Regions from separate parts of the Homo sapiens genome. Here region 1 is linked to region 2. A link is a loop called in an ENCODE intact Hi-C map of the cell type or tissue named here. Cell type or tissue: B cell. All regions are shown on one strand. Region 1 overlaps KDM2B (lysine demethylase 2B). Region 2 overlaps KDM2B (lysine demethylase 2B).

Evidence for each region. A loop is a pair of places that touch in the nucleus more often than their neighbours do. Peaks named below come from ENCODE experiments on the same cell type or tissue, not always from the same donor. Only the 100,000 strongest peaks of a DNase experiment are listed, where the experiment ranks them.
Region 1: it touches region 2 in a loop (13-fold over the local background); 4 of 110 quality-filtered maps call a loop at or near these places.

The regions. Positions count from the first base shown.
Region 1 is chr12:121,531,535-121,539,534 of GRCh38, reverse strand. It overlaps KDM2B (lysine demethylase 2B), which reads left to right. Exons shown (of 23, transcript NM_032590.5): 7 at 4,945-5,038; 8 at 6,576-6,729. Among named protein-coding and RNA genes, the nearest start is that of KDM2B-DT, 45 kb to the left of the region's middle. RefSeq lists silencers at 1,207-1,356, 1,467-2,516 and enhancers at 2,797-2,906, 3,347-3,426, 3,290-4,082, 4,443-4,512, 4,703-4,942 and 1 more. In B cell, no CTCF peak of the experiment used is centred here; DNase peaks (open chromatin) are centred at 1,094, 2,104, 3,054, 4,814 and 2 weaker places; H3K4me3 peaks cover 4,422 bases; H3K27ac peaks cover 7,354 bases.
Region 2 is chr12:121,464,171-121,472,170 of GRCh38, reverse strand. All of the region lies in intron 12 of KDM2B (lysine demethylase 2B), which reads left to right. Among named protein-coding and RNA genes, the nearest start is that of MIR7107, 24 kb to the right of the region's middle. RefSeq lists silencers at 4,365-5,174, 5,455-5,504. In B cell, no CTCF peak of the experiment used is centred here; DNase peaks (open chromatin) are centred at 4,520, 5,740 and 5,820; H3K4me3 peaks cover 2,594 bases; H3K27ac peaks cover 4,842 bases.

The DNA.
Region 1 (8,000 bases), 67 kb before region 2:
AGTAATTATAGGGTTGCTGCAGGGTGCTACGGTTACACAGATGAATCGGATATAGTCCCTGCCTTCAAGGAGCTGAGGCATTTGTGACTAAAAATACAATTCTCTTATGTGGATAGCCTGGTCCGGCCATCAGGACTGTCTCCTCTCCTAGCTCATTTAATGCCACATCCTTTTCTTTCTTTTTTTTTTTTTTTTTTTTTTTTTTTTTGGGAGAGGGTCTCCTATGTCACCCGGGCTGGAGTGCAGTGGCGCAGTCGTGATTCACCCTTGACCTCGTGAGGTGAAGCAGTCCTCCCACCCCAGCCTCCCTGGTAGCTGGGACTACAGGCGCGCACCATTATGTTGGTTGTCTTAGGGGTGAAACGAGATCACGCATGTAAACAGCTATTATTATTATTAGCACTGGTAATTAGAACCTGTTAATTAATATTGCTCAGTAGTCCTGGTGGCTGGGGTTTGGAGAAAGAATGGAGAGGCTGGAATCTGCCCCTGCAGTGGCTATGGGACCATTTCCAGCCCCCTTGTGGTTTGGGAGAAGGGTGTGGGACAGGGTGGGAGGAGGGCGGGGACTCTGGTGACCTTGAGTGTGGGACTTCTGATTTGAGCGGGATCACCACCTGCAGCTGGAGGTTAGTGGTGAGGTTTGGCTGTAACCTCTGGACTCCTCCTGGAGTTGAGGTGTGTCAGGTAGACCAATGGGGGCAAAGCTGAGGGACTGGGAGACAGGCTGCCTGGGTGAGCACTGCCTCTGATAGGCTGGTGACCCGAACTGGAGGCTGGACCCGAACTCGAGGCTTGAGTCACAAGCCTCCCTGTGCTTATCTGAAAACAGGAAGAATCCTGGGAATGACTTTTTAGGGTTGTTGTGAAGTTTGGATTAAGTAATCCAGGTACCACAGTTTGGATGATGCGGTGAATATGTATTTATCTCAAAGGAGTCTCTCAACCATGCTATGATGTAGGGTACACAGTCACTAAGCCACCAGGCAGGGGAAGGGGTGGTAAAAGAACATCTTAGAATGCAGAATTGAACTTCAGTGCCGAGCAGTGAGGATGCTGTTCAGAGAGGGGAAGTGAGTTGTTTAAGGTCACACAGCGCGTGGGCCTTGGGGTCAGAGCGGCTTCCCCCTTCTCAGCGCTACCATACTCCGGATCCCACTCTCCCCGCGGCCCCTAGCTCGGGTCCTTTCTATGGCTGTATCTGGAGGGGCACATCTTAGGAAGGTGGCTTTGCTGGCCGTCACCTGCTATGGAACACGGGGCTCAGGGGGGTGGGGAGAGCCAGCCCTGCACCCCCACCGGCCGGGCGAGGGGCGTCTCCTGGCGCCGGCCCGCGTTGCTTCCCGGTCGCCCCGCGGCCTCCCTCCGCCTCCCTGGCGGCCCCGCGCCGCGGGTGTTCAGTTTCAGCGCGGGCATGAGCGCAGGCAGCGCCCGGCTCCCCGCGGAAGGAAGGCAGCGAGCGGGGGCCCCGCGTCCTCGGCCGGGGCCTGGCAGCGCCGTGGAGGGGGCTCGGCTCGCGTTGCCGCCGGGAGTGGGGCCGGGCGCGCGTCGAGCCTCCGCAGCCGAAGGGGACGCCCGGGAGCCGAAGGGGACGCACGGGAGCCGCCGCCGCCGCCGCCGAGGGTAACCGCGGGCCGCGCTGCCCGGGCGCCCCCTCCTTTGTGGCGCTGCGCGGGGCGGGTGTGGGTGGCCTCCCGCCCGCGGGCTACAGGGCCGGCGTCGCGGAGCCGCTCTTTGTGTCTCCCGGGGTCGGGTGCGAGTGTGCGGCGCGCTCTTGGCACCTCCCGCGCCCCTCGGGTGTCAGCGTTCCGGCGCCCCTCCCGGCCCTTTCCCCACGGGGACGCCTCCCGAGCCACCGGGGGAGTTACGCCAAGTTGGAGGGAAAAAGGTGGGGCGGGGCCGCCCCGCCTCCGCAGCCCCCAGGCAGCGCCCCAAAGTTGGTGCTGCAGGTGCAGCAACCCTCCTGCCGCCCTCCTCCCCGGCTGGCCCGGCCGTGGCAGGCGGGAACCCCCAAGGGCTCGGTTCGGGGGCTCCCGATGATCTGCCGCCAACTTGGAGGGTGCCTTGCTGCACAGAAGCCACCTGAGCTGGGGGCGGCCGGGGGCGGCCGAGGCCCAGGCGGAAGCCGGGCTAGCCGGCTGGCCGTGGGGAGAGCTTAGCGGCCGTGGCACCGAGCCGGGGTGCCCATGTGACTGCGGTGTGCTTGGGAAGAGGAAGCTGCAGAGGTCAGTGCAAAGGCGTCACGCCAGAGCGAGCGAGCAAACCAGCCAGGGGGGAGCCCCGGAGCCAGCGCGGGGCGGGAGCGGGGGTGGCCTGTCGCTGCAGGGGCCGGACAAAGCCGCGCTGTCCCAGCCACCCTGGCTCCCCTAATGCCTGCGATCGCGGGGTGGGAGGGGCGGCCAGGCTTGGCGGCCAGGAAATGAGGGACACCGGGAGGAGGGGCCTCTCCGGGAGAGGCAGGTCTGGAAGAGGCGGCCCCAGCCCCCCGAGGGGCCTCTGGATGCTGGAGGGTGACCCAGAGGGCAGATCAGACACAGACTCAACTTGGAGAACTTTCCCTGCACACTGCAGCCAGCTTGCAGCGATTCTTTTCTGCACGTGCTGGGGAGGTCGGGGTTGCGGGGAGCTGGAGGATGGCAGGATGGGGGTGACCTGGTTAGCCAGGCAGCCCTGGGGCCCGCAGCCCAAGAGGCGAGCTCCTGTCCTCTCCTCTCTGCTGTGGGTACCCGCGGGCTTCCAGCTGTCGACAAGAGAAGCACGTTCTCTGGGCTCCGCCCCGCACATACTTAGATTGTTTTCCCTAGACTGTGTTCAGCTGAGGCCTGGAGGGGGTGGAAACCAAGGTTAGATTAAAAAAAGAAAAAAAAAAAAAAACCAAGACGAAGAGATGGTTTTAGGGAAATGAAGACTAATATTTTGAAGTGGTGCTTAGAGAGAAGAGGCCAGTGTGGTCCGTGGGGGTGGGGTGGGTGAGGGCTTCAGGACCCCCCCTTTCCTTAGAGAGAAGAGGATCACCCAGGCCTTCAGGCGGGGACCCCGCTGGGCCCAGCCGGCCTACAGGTGAGGACGGTGTGGAGCCCAGAGTCGGGACTTTGACCACCCCATTGCCAGCTCCGCAGCCCGCGCCTGTCTTCGTGACAGCCTGCGTCCTGTGCTGTCAACTACACCCCTCCGATGGGGTTGCTAGGCAGCGGGGCTCTGATGTACTGGAAGGCCTTCTGATTTGTCAGCCTCCTGCAGACACATGGTTAAGGCTCCTTCCAGCCTATGGGGAGGAGGGACGCGGGCACGCCGCCTGCATACTGCTGAGCCCCCGGTCCACCTGAAAGCGAGGTGCAAAAGGCAGCCAGAGGGAGGGGGCACCAGGAGCCCTCCGCCTTCTAACCAGCTCAGCCCCACTCCCCGCATTATCTCCACTCGTGCCGGCGCGCTGCTGGCTCCTCCCTGTCCGTCCCCGCCCCATTCCTTCCCTCTTCCCCAAACCATGGAAAGGCAAAGTGCAGCGGGGAAAAGAGGTCAGTGGGGTAAGCATGTGTTGCGGGCTCCGGAGGTGCCAAGGTGCATGGGCGTGAGCGGTGGGGAGGCTGCCCATCCGTGCCACCTGGGGCTCTAGTGGGAAGGGGCAAGTGGCAGGGAGGGGTCCCTGGCACCGTCATGTGCCAGGCCTGGACTTGGAAGCCTTCTCTGTGCCCCCTCCTCCTTCAGCTCTGCCCCACTCCTAAGAGGGCAGCAGTTGAGGGAGGAGGGGAGCCCTGGGTGTTTCTGCAAGGAAGGGTGGGCTCTCCAGCCCTCCATAGCACTGAGAAGGGGATGGCTGCTGGCCAGTTCCTGCTTCCCCTGGATTCACTCCCCGGCCCCAGCCTCCAAGGTCCAAGTTCTTCCTCCTCCTTCTCTTCCTCTGTGCATGGCCACCACCCCCAATTTAATTTCTCTTAAATTCTTTACTTGTTTATAACAGCCTTACTGAGACATAATTCACAGACCGTTCACCCATGTAAAAGTGTACAATTCAACGGGTTTTAGTATGTTCACAGAGTTTTGCAACCACAGTTAATTTTAGAACATTTTCATCACCCCAGAATGAAACCCTGTACCCATTAGCAGTCATTCCCCATTGTCCTGCCCCCCAGCCCCTGACACCCACTAATCTGCTTTCTGTCTCTATAGATTTGTCTACTCTGCACATTTTGTATACGTGGGACCAGACACCGCTTGGTCTTTTGGGGCTGGAACCCCCCCTTACTTTTCTAGCTGCATTGCTTACTTGGCAATCAATTGCAGTTTTGTTTTTTTGTTTTTTGTGTGTGTGGGTTTTTTTTTTTTTGGTCATTTAACTTTTCCTGTGCATTGCTTCTTTAGGAGTGTCGCACAGTTAGGGGCAGGGGTCTTCTGCATTCTTATGCATTTCTCTCAAGGCCAAAGCTGGCTCGGGGCTGGACCTCTGGTTGAATGAATGAGGAGATGAATGGGGACTGGTAATTGGCAAGCTGTGCAGGTGGTTTACAACTGAATTCCAGGGGGCCCAGCTGCTACAAAGGGGGCTGGCAGCTTGGGAGAACTGCAGGTATCCAAGCTGTGAAGGAGCAGAGAGGAAGCCTCTAACTGGGGGAGGGCAGAGGTGGGGCAAAGGTAGAAACCCACCCCGTTAGGAACCTGTAAAGTGGTCTGTGGGTTGCCACTTCTCGCAAGAACCTGAAAACAAGTGTATCACTCCCAGCCTCTGGGGTAGGTAGGCGACCAGTGCTTGAGATTTGTCACCTGATCACAGGGGCTTCCCCCGTGGGGAACTCCGATTACATTTGGATTTTTAAAGAAGAAAAAAAGAAAATTCCCCAGCGTCAGCGTTTATAAAAGGGCACCAGTTCAGGACCTCTGAAGTCCTTTGCTTACGTCTTGTGATTTAGATCTTGACTTGTGTTCTGTCTCCCTGCCTCTGTGTTGCAGGTACTGTCTGATGAGCGTGAAAGGTTGTTTCACCGACTTCCACATCGACTTTGGAGGCACTTCCGTTTGGTACCATGTTTTCCGGGGTGGGAAGGTGAGTTTCAGTTGCCTTTAACTTTCTATGCATCTCTAGCTGTTTGTGTGGGGAGGGGCTCACTTACCTTTCCCTCTCCTCCCACCTCCCTCCTCCAACCAGCCCTGCCCCAGGAGTACTTTAAGGATTACTCTTTTTTTTTTTTTTTGAGATGGAGTCTCGCTCTGTCGCCCAGGCTGGAGTGCAGTGGTGCAATCTCGGCTCACTGCAAGCTCTGCCTCCTGGGTTCATGCCATTCTCCTGCCTCAGCCTCCTGAGTAGCTGGGACTACAAGTGCCTGCTACCACGCCCTGCTAATTTTTTGTATTTTTAGTAGAGACGGGGTTTCACCGTGTTAGCCAGGATGGTCTCGATCTCCTGACCTCGTGATCCGCCCGCCTTGGCCTCCCAAAGTGCTGGGATTAGAGGCGTGAGCCACTGTGCCCGGCTTTTTTTTTAAAAAATTATTATTTTTTAAGAGATAGGGTCTTGCTCTGTCACCCAGGGTGGAGTGCAGTGGCGAAATCACAGCTCGCTGTAGCCTCCACCTCCTGGGCTCAAGCGATCTTCCCACCTCAGCTCTCGAGTAGCTGGGACTTGTTCTCAAAGTCCTGGGCTCACGTGATCCTCTCGTCTTGGTCTTCCAAAGTGCTGGGATTGTAGGCGTGGGCCATGGCTCCTGGCCCAGGGTCGCTTCTTTCCCTAGAACCACCTCCTCCTTCTGGAGGGCAAGGTCAAGTTCAGCCCTTTTACATCGCATCTAGTCACCCATGCAGGCCTGCTCCACTCACCCAGTCTGGTGTTCAAAGCTCCTTGGGCCAGATTTGAAGCTTGGGTTTGGCTCGAGAACGTCCAGCATTCATCTTCTCTGGCTGTCATCTCAGCTCCTGCCCTGGGACCTTTTTACTTTAAAGTCTAGTTGCCAGCACCACCTGCCTCTAGGAACATTTTGCACTGGGGACAGAATGCTAAGGGTGCTCCCTGTGTCTGCTTTTGTTGCGTGTCCACGTGGGGATGTGGGTGTCCCTGATGGAGGTGGGTGCTTCTTGAAAATAAGCCTGTGCCACCCTGCTTGGCTGGGTCTGCATGTGCGTTTGTTTTAACTGAACGTGTTGGAAGAAATTCTGGGAGGAAGTCAACCCACTTGATTCCAGATGTTTTTCCTCCTCCTCCAAAGTATGCACAAGCTGGGTTTATTTACTGGGCTATTTTATCTTACAACTTAGGAAATTCCCTTCCTCTCCTTCCCCCACCTCCTAGACAAGCCTGTGGTTCGGGAGAAAGCATGTCCCACCCAGTCCAGGAAGTACTCCCATCCTGGGATTTCAGCAGGAATGGAGGTTCCCTGAAGGTGGGCACAGCCCTTCCTGCCTCCCCAGAGGCTCTAGGGACCTGGCCTTGCAGAGAGTCCAGAGGGATGGATCTGCCATCTCTCCACACCCCCCACCCCACACACAGCTTGTCTCGCCCCCTCCCCTTCCGCCAGGCAGGTGGGGCCCTCTCTCTGGGTCTTGTCTGGGCCTGGGTCTCCAGCTGACTGCCTGTGTTTTCTCCCAAGATTTTTTGGCTGATTCCTCCAACGCTGCACAATTTGGCGCTGTACGAGGAGTGGGTGCTGTCAGGCAAACAGAGTGACATCTTTCTGGGAGACCGTGTGGAACGATGCCAAAGAATTGAGCTGAAGCAGGGCTACACATTTTTCATCCCTTCCGGTAGGTTTCCAGGGGCACTCTCTGGGCTCCTCGAGTCTCCTGCGGCCTGAGCCAGGGTTTTAGGCCCCCTGAGGGTTGCTCTGGGCCTGGTGGGTTTGACAGGCCATTGGCAGTCCCCGAGGGGAGCCAGCCGTGGGCTGGAGGGAAAAGCCGTGCAGTTTTCCCCTCACATCCCACCTGTATCTACCACCTACGGGCTGGAATTCTCTCTCCCTTGGAGAAGGCCTTGGGCCCTCTCAGGGGAGACTCGAATCCCTGTGCAGGACTTCCTGTGGAGATTGTGTGTTGGGTAATGGGGGTGGGTTTGCCCTGAGGCAGGGTCTGGGGAAGGGCTGTGCATGGCCTCAGGTGGAATTCTGGATCGACCACTTAGAGGCTGTGACTTCACTTCTTCGTGCCTCTATTCCCATCTGTAAAATAGGATTAAGATTTCCCCAGGGTGGTCATGAGGGCTGAGTGAGTTCAGATCTCCTTGCCTCCAGTTCACTGGAGATGGACTAAGGGCTTTTGGCTGGTTCCTGGCTCAGTCACTAGTAGATGTGGCTGATGACCTAGGGGTCAGGGAATTATCTCTTAGGTTGCATTAATGGAAGCATTCTACCTAGGATGAGAGAGGTGATAGTCCTGCTGTGTAGAGGGAGGGGGTCAGGCCACACATAGGAGTTGTGCTTTTTTTCTTTTTTTTTTGAGACAGTCTTGCTCTGTCACCCAGGCTAGGGTGCAGTGGCGTGATCTTGGCTCACTGCAACCTTCACCTCCCAGGTTCAAGCAGTTCTCATGTCAGCCTCCCAAGTCTCAGCCTCCCAAGTCTCAGCCTCCCAAGTAGCTGGGATTACAGACGTGCGCCAACATGCCCAGCTAATTTTTGTATTTTTAGTAGAGGTGGGGTTTTGCCATGTTGTCCCGGCTGGTCTCCAACTCCTGGCCTCAAGGGATTCTCCCTCCTTGGCCTCCCAAAGTGCTAGGATTACACATGTGAGCCACCGCACCTAGCCTGTAGGAAGGAGGTTTTGTTCCTCTTGGTCATTGTACTTTGGAGGTTAAATCAACCTGAAGTGGGGTGTGGGTGTGTCTGGAAACCACATCAGGTGAGATGTGTTTGAAGGAGGAATTGGGTTGCTTTACATGAGGAAGTGAAGGCATATGGTAACTGCAGTCAGCCAGGTGAAGGATTGTCTCCTGAAAGGAGTATAGCCGAGTGGTGTTGAAATAACTTGCTCTGTTAGGTAGTGAGCTCCCTGTCACTGGAGGCATACAAGTAGAAAGTAGAT
Region 2 (8,000 bases):
GTGTAGGAAGCAACCCTATGCAGGCCTCCTGCTCTGTTACTTTTTTTTGAGACAGGGTGTTGCTCTGTTGCCCAGGGTGGAGTGCAGTGGCATGATCTTGGCTCACTGAAACCTCTGCCTCCCAGGCTCAAGCGATTCTCCTGCCCCAGCCTCCCGAGTAGCTGGGATTATAGGCACGCGTCACCATGCCCGGCTAATTTTTTGTATTTTTAATAGAGACGGAGTCTCACCATGTTGGCCAGGTTGGTCTCGAACTCCTGACCTCAAGTGATCCACGCCCAAAGCCTGGGATTACAGGCATGGGTCACTTCTGTTCCCTTCTTAGGGGCATGTTTACAAATGATGCCCATTGGTCCAGGAGGGTACCAGCCCGTCATTGGTCTCAACATTAAAAGGATCCATTCTGTTTCTCTGCCCTGAGCCTCTGGAAAATGATGTTCCCAAGCTTTAGCTGTGGCCTTTGTGACATGGGCACAAGGAAAGGGGTTTCACGCTGGAGAGCCCCTCCGCTTAGGTAAACCAGAGTCCACGGGGACAGCTGCTGCCCAGTCTGCCCTCCCCATGCCCATTCCTAGAAGTGGGCATGGAGAGGCTGGTGACTAACTCCAAGTGTCATCGTCTTCCTGTTTTCCCTCCTCCCTTCACCTTTGCACATTGCCTGACACGGCTGAGTCTGGGCAAAACCTCTTAGCAGCCAGGGGTCATTTCTGGGTTCTCACTCTCTGATAGGCAGATCAGAAATGTACACGACACCCAGAGAGAAAGCAGAGACATGAGTGACAATTGTGATGGAGGAGGACTCGGCTTCCATCTGTTTTTGTTTATTTCCACATCACATGGTGAAAGTTCTGGATCCAACTGGCTGGGTGGCATCAGCTTTGGGGACCTCTTTCTAAGAATATAAGTTAAGGCTTGGCCCAGTGGAATTGGGGGAGGATTCAGTTTTTAGGGTCGCTAGAAGATGAGGTCAGACGGAGGGAGGGAGGGCCACCCAAAAGCACAGTGTACATGCTAAATTTTAAGTTGGCAATTCTGTTGGGCAAGGGCTGGCATAATTTGTATTGTATATATAGTCCAGCACACTATTAATACAAAACAGATATTGGATAATTGTGTGCACCAGTTAACTATAGGAAATTTGCTTTAGGGAAATAGAGAAGAAGCATTTTGCAAGTGTCAAAAGAGGAATTTGTAAGAGGTGTCAGGACAGTGGCCTTCCTAGTGTTTGGAGGGAACCCACTACGTTATCATGTCCTAACCATGGCCTCCCGGTTCCACAGTTGGCCCTTGCCAGATCAGACAGCAACCTGGCTATCCAAACCATACCTACCCACCTTGGAATTGGATTTGAACTGAGAATACAGAATTAATAGCATGTAGTAAGGGACACTTAATTTTCTTCTGCTTCAGCCTGAGTTTGTCACCAGCCTCATTTGGCATCCTCCTCGTCTCTGGCATGAAGCATTGGAGCGGTGCAGTTGAGAGCCCAGGCTCCAGTTGCCTACAGAGTCAGATCCAGGTCCTTTCCCTTCCTCGCGGCAATGCGCCTCAGTCTCCTCATCTGTCAAGTACCCACCTTATGGGGCTGTTTAAAGGAATAAGTGAGATCATGTCTACAGCAGACTTACCACTGGTCTGGCCCTTTGAACATGCTTAAAGCTGCTGTTATTGCCTGGGCCCTTGGAGGGAGGTCTTTCTCTGGATGGTATTATATAAGAGACTCTGGTCTTGAAAGCCACTCCCTAATTTTCTTTGGGCCTTCATTTCCTCACCTGTGAAGTGAAGGGGTCAGGAGAGACCCCCTTCTATCTCTGAAATGATATAAAGGGAGGAAGGGAGTTTGTGTTAGCGGCAACTTTTTTGTTTGTCCGCACTTTTCCTTTCCGCTCTTTGAGCCATGATAGTTGAGAATTGTGTTTTTTTACTTCCTTAAATTCAGAAGTGAGCTTTTGAGAGTCCTCAAAGGAAATCAACCTCAAGATAATTCTTTTGCTCCTGATTGGTAATGGGAAAAACCTTTGAGAAGAATTCCTGCTTACAGACATCTCTCTCTCTCTCCTTTTTTTTTTTTTTTGAGACAGAATATCACTCTGTTGCCCAGGCTGGAGGGCAGTGGCACGATCTCCGCCCACTGCAACCTCTGCCTGCTGGGTTCAAGTGATTCTTGTGCCTCAGCCTCCTGAGCAGCTGGGATCACAGGTGTGTGCTACCATGACCTGTTAATTTTTGTATTTTTAGTAGAGACGGGGCTTCACTCTGTTGGCCAGGCTAGTCTTGAACTCCTAACCTCAAGCAATCCACCCTCCTCAGTCTCCCAAAGTGCTGGGATTACAGGTGTGAGCCACCGTGCCTGGCCTAGACATTTCTCTTGATGTATTATGTTATTTGGGTGACTCTATACCCCTGTAGGCTTGACCAATCACAATGAAGTGGAAGCATGATTGGCATGTTATGAGCCCCTCCTCTTTCTTTAGAGGCTCCTACTGAGTAGAGTGGCCAGCAAGAGGTCAGATACAAACTTCAGACAACAAGGTAGCCTTTTTTTTTTTTTTTGAGATGGAGTCTCGCTCTGTCGCCCAGGCTGGAGTGCAGTGGCACAATCTTGGCCCACTGCAACCTCTGCCTCCCAGGTTTAAGTGATTCTCCTGCCTCAGCACCCCCACGTAGCTGGGATTACAGGTGCGCACCACCACACCGAGCTAATTTTTGTATTTTTAGTAGACACTGGGTTTCACCATGTTGGCCAGGCTGGTCTTGAATTCTTGACCTCAGGTGATTCACCCTCCTCAGCCTCCCAAAAGTGCTGGGATTACAGGCGTGAGCCACCGCGCCCAGCCATCAAGGTAGCTTTTAAAAAGCTGAGACCTTTGGGAATGGAGTGATGTGGGGTGGGGTGGGGGGGTTAGGGTGTATTCTTTTGCTTGTTGTTTCTGTTGCAACTTTGAGAAGATTCTGAAAAATAAGAGGGGAGTGATGGCCGGGCATGGTGGCTCATGCCTGTAATCCCAGCACTTTGGGAGGCTGAGGTGGGTGGATCACTTGAGGCTAGGAGCTCCAGACCAGCCTGGCCAACATGGTGAGACCCCCCTCTTTACTAAAAATACAAAAATTAGCTGGGCGTGGTAGCGCCCACCTGTAATCCCAGCTACTCTGGAGGCTGAGGCACACGAATCGATTGAACCCAGGAGGTGGAGGTTGCAGTGAGCCGAGATCCACTGCACTCCAGCCTGGGCGACAGAGTGAGAGTCTGTCTCAAAAAAAGGAGAGTAAGGAAGGAAACTCAGAACAGATACGTTTCGGCAAAGAGCAAGTCGACTGGGATTTTTTCTATAGTGGGTGTGTAAATTTCAGACTTTAAAATCCACTCAGTAAAACTGACATCCCTGCTTATTCACTTTTGCCGACTCTGCTAGAAGCCTCCTGAGTTTTGTTTACAAGGTCTCCGGCACACAGCCTGCCTTCTTTGAAAGGCCAGGCCAGGACCAGCCTGCCCATCCCTTCTGTTCTCACTGGATTTCGTGGCCAGTGGCCTGGACGTGACTAACAGATGGCCATTGCAGAGCTGATCACCTGATTTCATGGCTTATTCTTGGGAAAGCCTCTGATCTTTTTACAGAAGGTTATCCATCCCTTGGTAAATCCTTCCCCTTGTATAGATGGAGAAACTGAACAGGTACAGGTGTGCATATTTAGTGTTACCTTGGACAGGTGGATGATATGTATGCCAAGTCCTCCTTAGCTTGTGTTTAGCTTTGGTTTTGATGCTTATAACAGCTTTGGTCGTTCTAGCTCATGGTCATGAGCTCTTTCAGAGAGGCTGCTGGCTTAAGTGCCCGATAGACTTTTTTTTTGAATGAATGAAGATCTATCTGGATTTCTAGCAACACTTTTCTTCAGGAGTGGGCTGCAGCTGGAGTGAGCACTAGGAACCTTTGCAGCTTAAGAATTCAGAAACCCACACCTCCCCAGCCAGCCTAAGGGGCAGCCAGTCTCCTAGGAGAGCTGGGTTCTGGCCTGCGACGTCCTCCACCTTTCGGAGGTCAACTCAGAAGGCGGTACCTGTCCAAGGGAGGGGGCGCCCACCTCAGGGTAGAGTCAGGGCGTTCTGACAGCCCCCGTCAGGCGACTCGAGTGGAACTCCCGCCTGCACTACTTGACCCTGCAAAGGCGAACCCGAGTGCCGGAGGTGCAGCGCCAGGAGGCCGGCCCAGCCCAACCGCCCGCGTCGGGGGAGACTGGGCTCTCAGAGCTTATCCAGGCCAGCGGTCCTGCAGGCTCTGGGTCGGGGGTTCCCGGGTTCGTGCGCTTCAGGTCCTGGTCCTGCAGCGAGTGCAAACCCGGCAGCCCGTGTGCCTGCTGCAAGGGACCTGGGGACCCGCTCCTGGCGTCGGGTGCAGAGTCGTCCCCCACGGCCCGGGCGCCCCCGGGCTTCCGCGAGACGCCCCACGGGACCACACAAAGGACCCCACCCCAGGCCGGGCGCGCATTTCCTGTTGCAGCGGTGGCGGCGTGCAGCCACCCATGTGCATCCCGCGGCGCGCGGGCCAGGCCGGGCCGGGCGGGGCGCGGGGCACGCCCCCACGCAGCCCCAGTCCCCGCGCTCCGGCCGCGAGGGACCGCCCTCGGCGGCCCGCCCCCGTGTCACCGCAGGCCGGGCTCCCTTTGTGTGCGGCCCCAGCGCCGCGGCCGCGCCATTGGCCCGCCCGCCCGGGGGGCCAGCCCCTTCCTGGCTCGCCTCATGCATATGCATGGCGCCCCGGCCCTCCCCCGCCGGCCCCTCCCCGCCCCCTCCAGCGCGGGCGTGCGAGGCGCGCGGCGCGGCTCCCTCCTCGCGGCAGCGGGAGCCCGAGCCCGAGCCCGAGCCCGAGCCAGGGCGAGCCGAGCCTGCTCCGGGCGGGCGGCGGCGGCGGCGCCGCTCCAGCCATGTCAGCGCGCGCGAGCCTGGGCCCACCATGAGCCATGGCCATGTCCGTGAGCGCCGAGGACGACGACTATGAATCGGAGCCGGACCAGGTCGGCGGCCCGGGGTGGGGCTGAGGGAGGGACCCGCCGCACGACCTCCCGACCGCCTGTCTGACGCGCCGAGGGCGGCCGCGACGCCGCCGCCGCCGCGATGAGGAGAAAGTTTTGCTGCCGCTGCCGGCGGGGCGGCCGGGGCCGGGCCCGAGCGGGGCGTAGAGGAGCGCGGCAGGCCCGCAGCCGGCCCGGGCAGGGGGCGTGTGCGGCCGAGCGAGCGCACTGGGGGCCATCGGGCACCGCGGGGACAATGTGGGCCGCCGGGCCTCGCCGTCGGGCGGGCCTGCCGGGCGCCGGCCACGGCCCGGGGCAAGTTGCCGGCGGCCGCGGGGCGCGCCGCGCCCTCCCCCGGCGCCCTCGCCCGCGGCCCACGCGCGTGCCGGCTGCCCCGGGAGCACCCGGACCCCGCGGGCGCCGGCACCTCCTGCCTCTGCGTTCGCAAAGTTGTGCCAGGACCCTCGGCTTCGGGGCTGGAGCGCTCCCGGGGCCCGTGGGCCCGACGGCCCGAGCTTTTGTCTGGGCGCCGCGCGCCCGCCGCCCGCCGTGGGCAGACGGAGACAGGAAGGGGTGCGAGCCGCGGGCCGGCGCGGGCCACCCGGAACCCGGGCGAATCCGCACGGCGGCAGCGGCGGCGGCGGCGGAGGAAGCCGCGACCCCAGATGGCAGGAGTTGGCCTCGGTGGATTCAGAAGGAAAAGCAACCTCTCTCGGGACCAGGGGGAGAAATCTGTGTGTAAAACAAAGCCCTGGGTGTGTTTACGGCGTGAATTTACTCCGGGAAGGTTCGTGTTTAGGAAGAAGGCGAAAAAAGTTGAGGTTTTACGAAGTATAATCTGCAAAATAATACTTGGAACAGGACGCAGGCCAGGTAGACCTGTCCGAGGAATTAAGAATGGGATGGATTGAGTTAGCATGTGGCATTGGACGGACTTGGGTGCATAAAACGCTTATTTATAATCCTGGTGGGATAAAGGTGTTGTGGAATGACCCAGCCAAAATGTGGTAACTTTTTTTTTTTTTCATCATTAGGTGCAATTGAGGAAGTGCTCTATAGGCTGCGCTTAAATCGTATTATACGTAGTATTAAGTGGTTTTACCTAACAGGCAGTTGATTTTTATTTTCTCAGCTTTGTTGGAGAATTTTCAGGCACGTGTGCGTTTTGAGGTGTTAGGAATCTCACGGCTCTTTCGGATTGGATTAACCCAGGGACGATTCAAGTGCTTTTGGCTTGAACTTTTATTAAGTCAGTAGCCCTACGTGTGAATGGCTCTCAAAGTCTTGTTCCATAGATCACACTTCAATTCCTGCTTTGAACATTTTCATTTCAGTTTGGAGTCTACTTAATCCTGCGACAGTTTGCCATTTCTGGGGCATTTGGTCATTCATTCGTAGGATGTCAGTATTCTGTGTCAGCTGGGCTTTGATGTCTCCACTGAGCTTTGGTGTTTCAGGATTGGGGTTCCTGTTAGCTGATTTTTGTTTGTTTTTTAAATTTGGTCATACCCTATGGCCTGTAGATACAATCTTTGACACTGCAAGACTTATTGTGTCTCTGGGCTTAAAAACATGTTTTCGGGTCCTGCCACTCCTGAGAGAAACTTCTGTTAAGAGAGGACCTGTAGGCCGTGCGCGGTGGCTCACACCTGTAATCCCAGCACTTTGGGAGGCCAACGCGGGTGGATCACTTGAGCTCAGGAGTTCGAGACCAGCCTGGCCAACATGGTGAAACCCTGTCTCTACTAAAAATACAAAAGTGAGCCCGGCGTGGTGGCCGGTGCCTTTAATCCCAGCTAATCAGGAGGCTGAGGCAGGAGAATCGCTTGAACCCAGGAGGCGGAGGTTGCGGTTGCAATGAGCCGAGATCGTGCCACTGCACTCCAGCCTGAGCGACGAGAGTGAGACTCTGTCTCAAAAAAACAAAAACAAAAACAAAAACAAACAAACCTGTATTCACTGTAGCCAAATTTTTTCTTCCTCCTTCTCACATTGGTCAAGCCGATTGTGGCACTTGTGGAGTCCTTAGCAACGACTTGAGGTTGTATTGTTAACTTTAAGATGATTTTTTTTTCCCACTCAGTGCACTGAGGGAGACGACATCTAAGCCAGGGCAGTGGGGGGCAGGCTTGTCTCGTAGTCCCAACAGAGAAGGTGTTTGTCAGCTAAGGTACCCCGTAGTTGGGGGACACTCTCCTTGCCTCCCTGCATGCTTTCCTCAACAGTTTTCTCAGCCTGAGCCTGAGAAGAGTGGCTTCCTCTGAGGACCTCGAAAGCATTTGCATCTTCCAAAGCACAGCGAGGGTCTCTGGAGTCTCCAGCTTGCAGGCTCCAGACCCAGCTCTTCTCGAAGTTTCTCTGTACCTCTGTCCCACCCTGCTGAATGGGTTTGGCACCAAAGGAGAAGATCCTTCATGAGGAGAGGTTGCCAAGTCCTGGAGTGTGGATGAACAAGTAGACTTGCCCACCTGCTGGATGAAAGGACCCGTCGGAGGGAGGCCCTGGTGGGAGGCTGCTGCTGCCCCGTCCATCTCTGTAGTTGGTGTAGCCCTCACGCCCACCCCATCAGAGTTTTGGCTGCTCCACCTTCCGAGCCTGTGTACTTCTCATCCCCACCTGAGACCTGTCGTGCTGCGCTGGCCTGTCTGCCCCATGCCTTCCCTCAGCAGCCTGGGTTTCCCCAAGTGTCACAGCCTGTGGGACAGGAGACAGGGGATGGGCCCGCGGTGAGCGAGCCATGTTGGCGGGAGACCCCTTGTGTGCTCTTTGCCGGTGTGCACCCTTGGCGGGAACTTCTCCCACAGACTTCATTTGCTTCTCTAGTACAAAATGTGTCAGAAAATTCTTCAGCTTGCTTTCCAAGTTGAAGAGGTGTCTCCTAAAGGAGGGCTTTTAGAAGAATTCTTGTTCCATCTTGTTTTTTGTTTTGAGTCAGGGTCCTGCTCTGTCACGCAGGCTGGAGTACAGTGATATGATTATAACTCATTGCA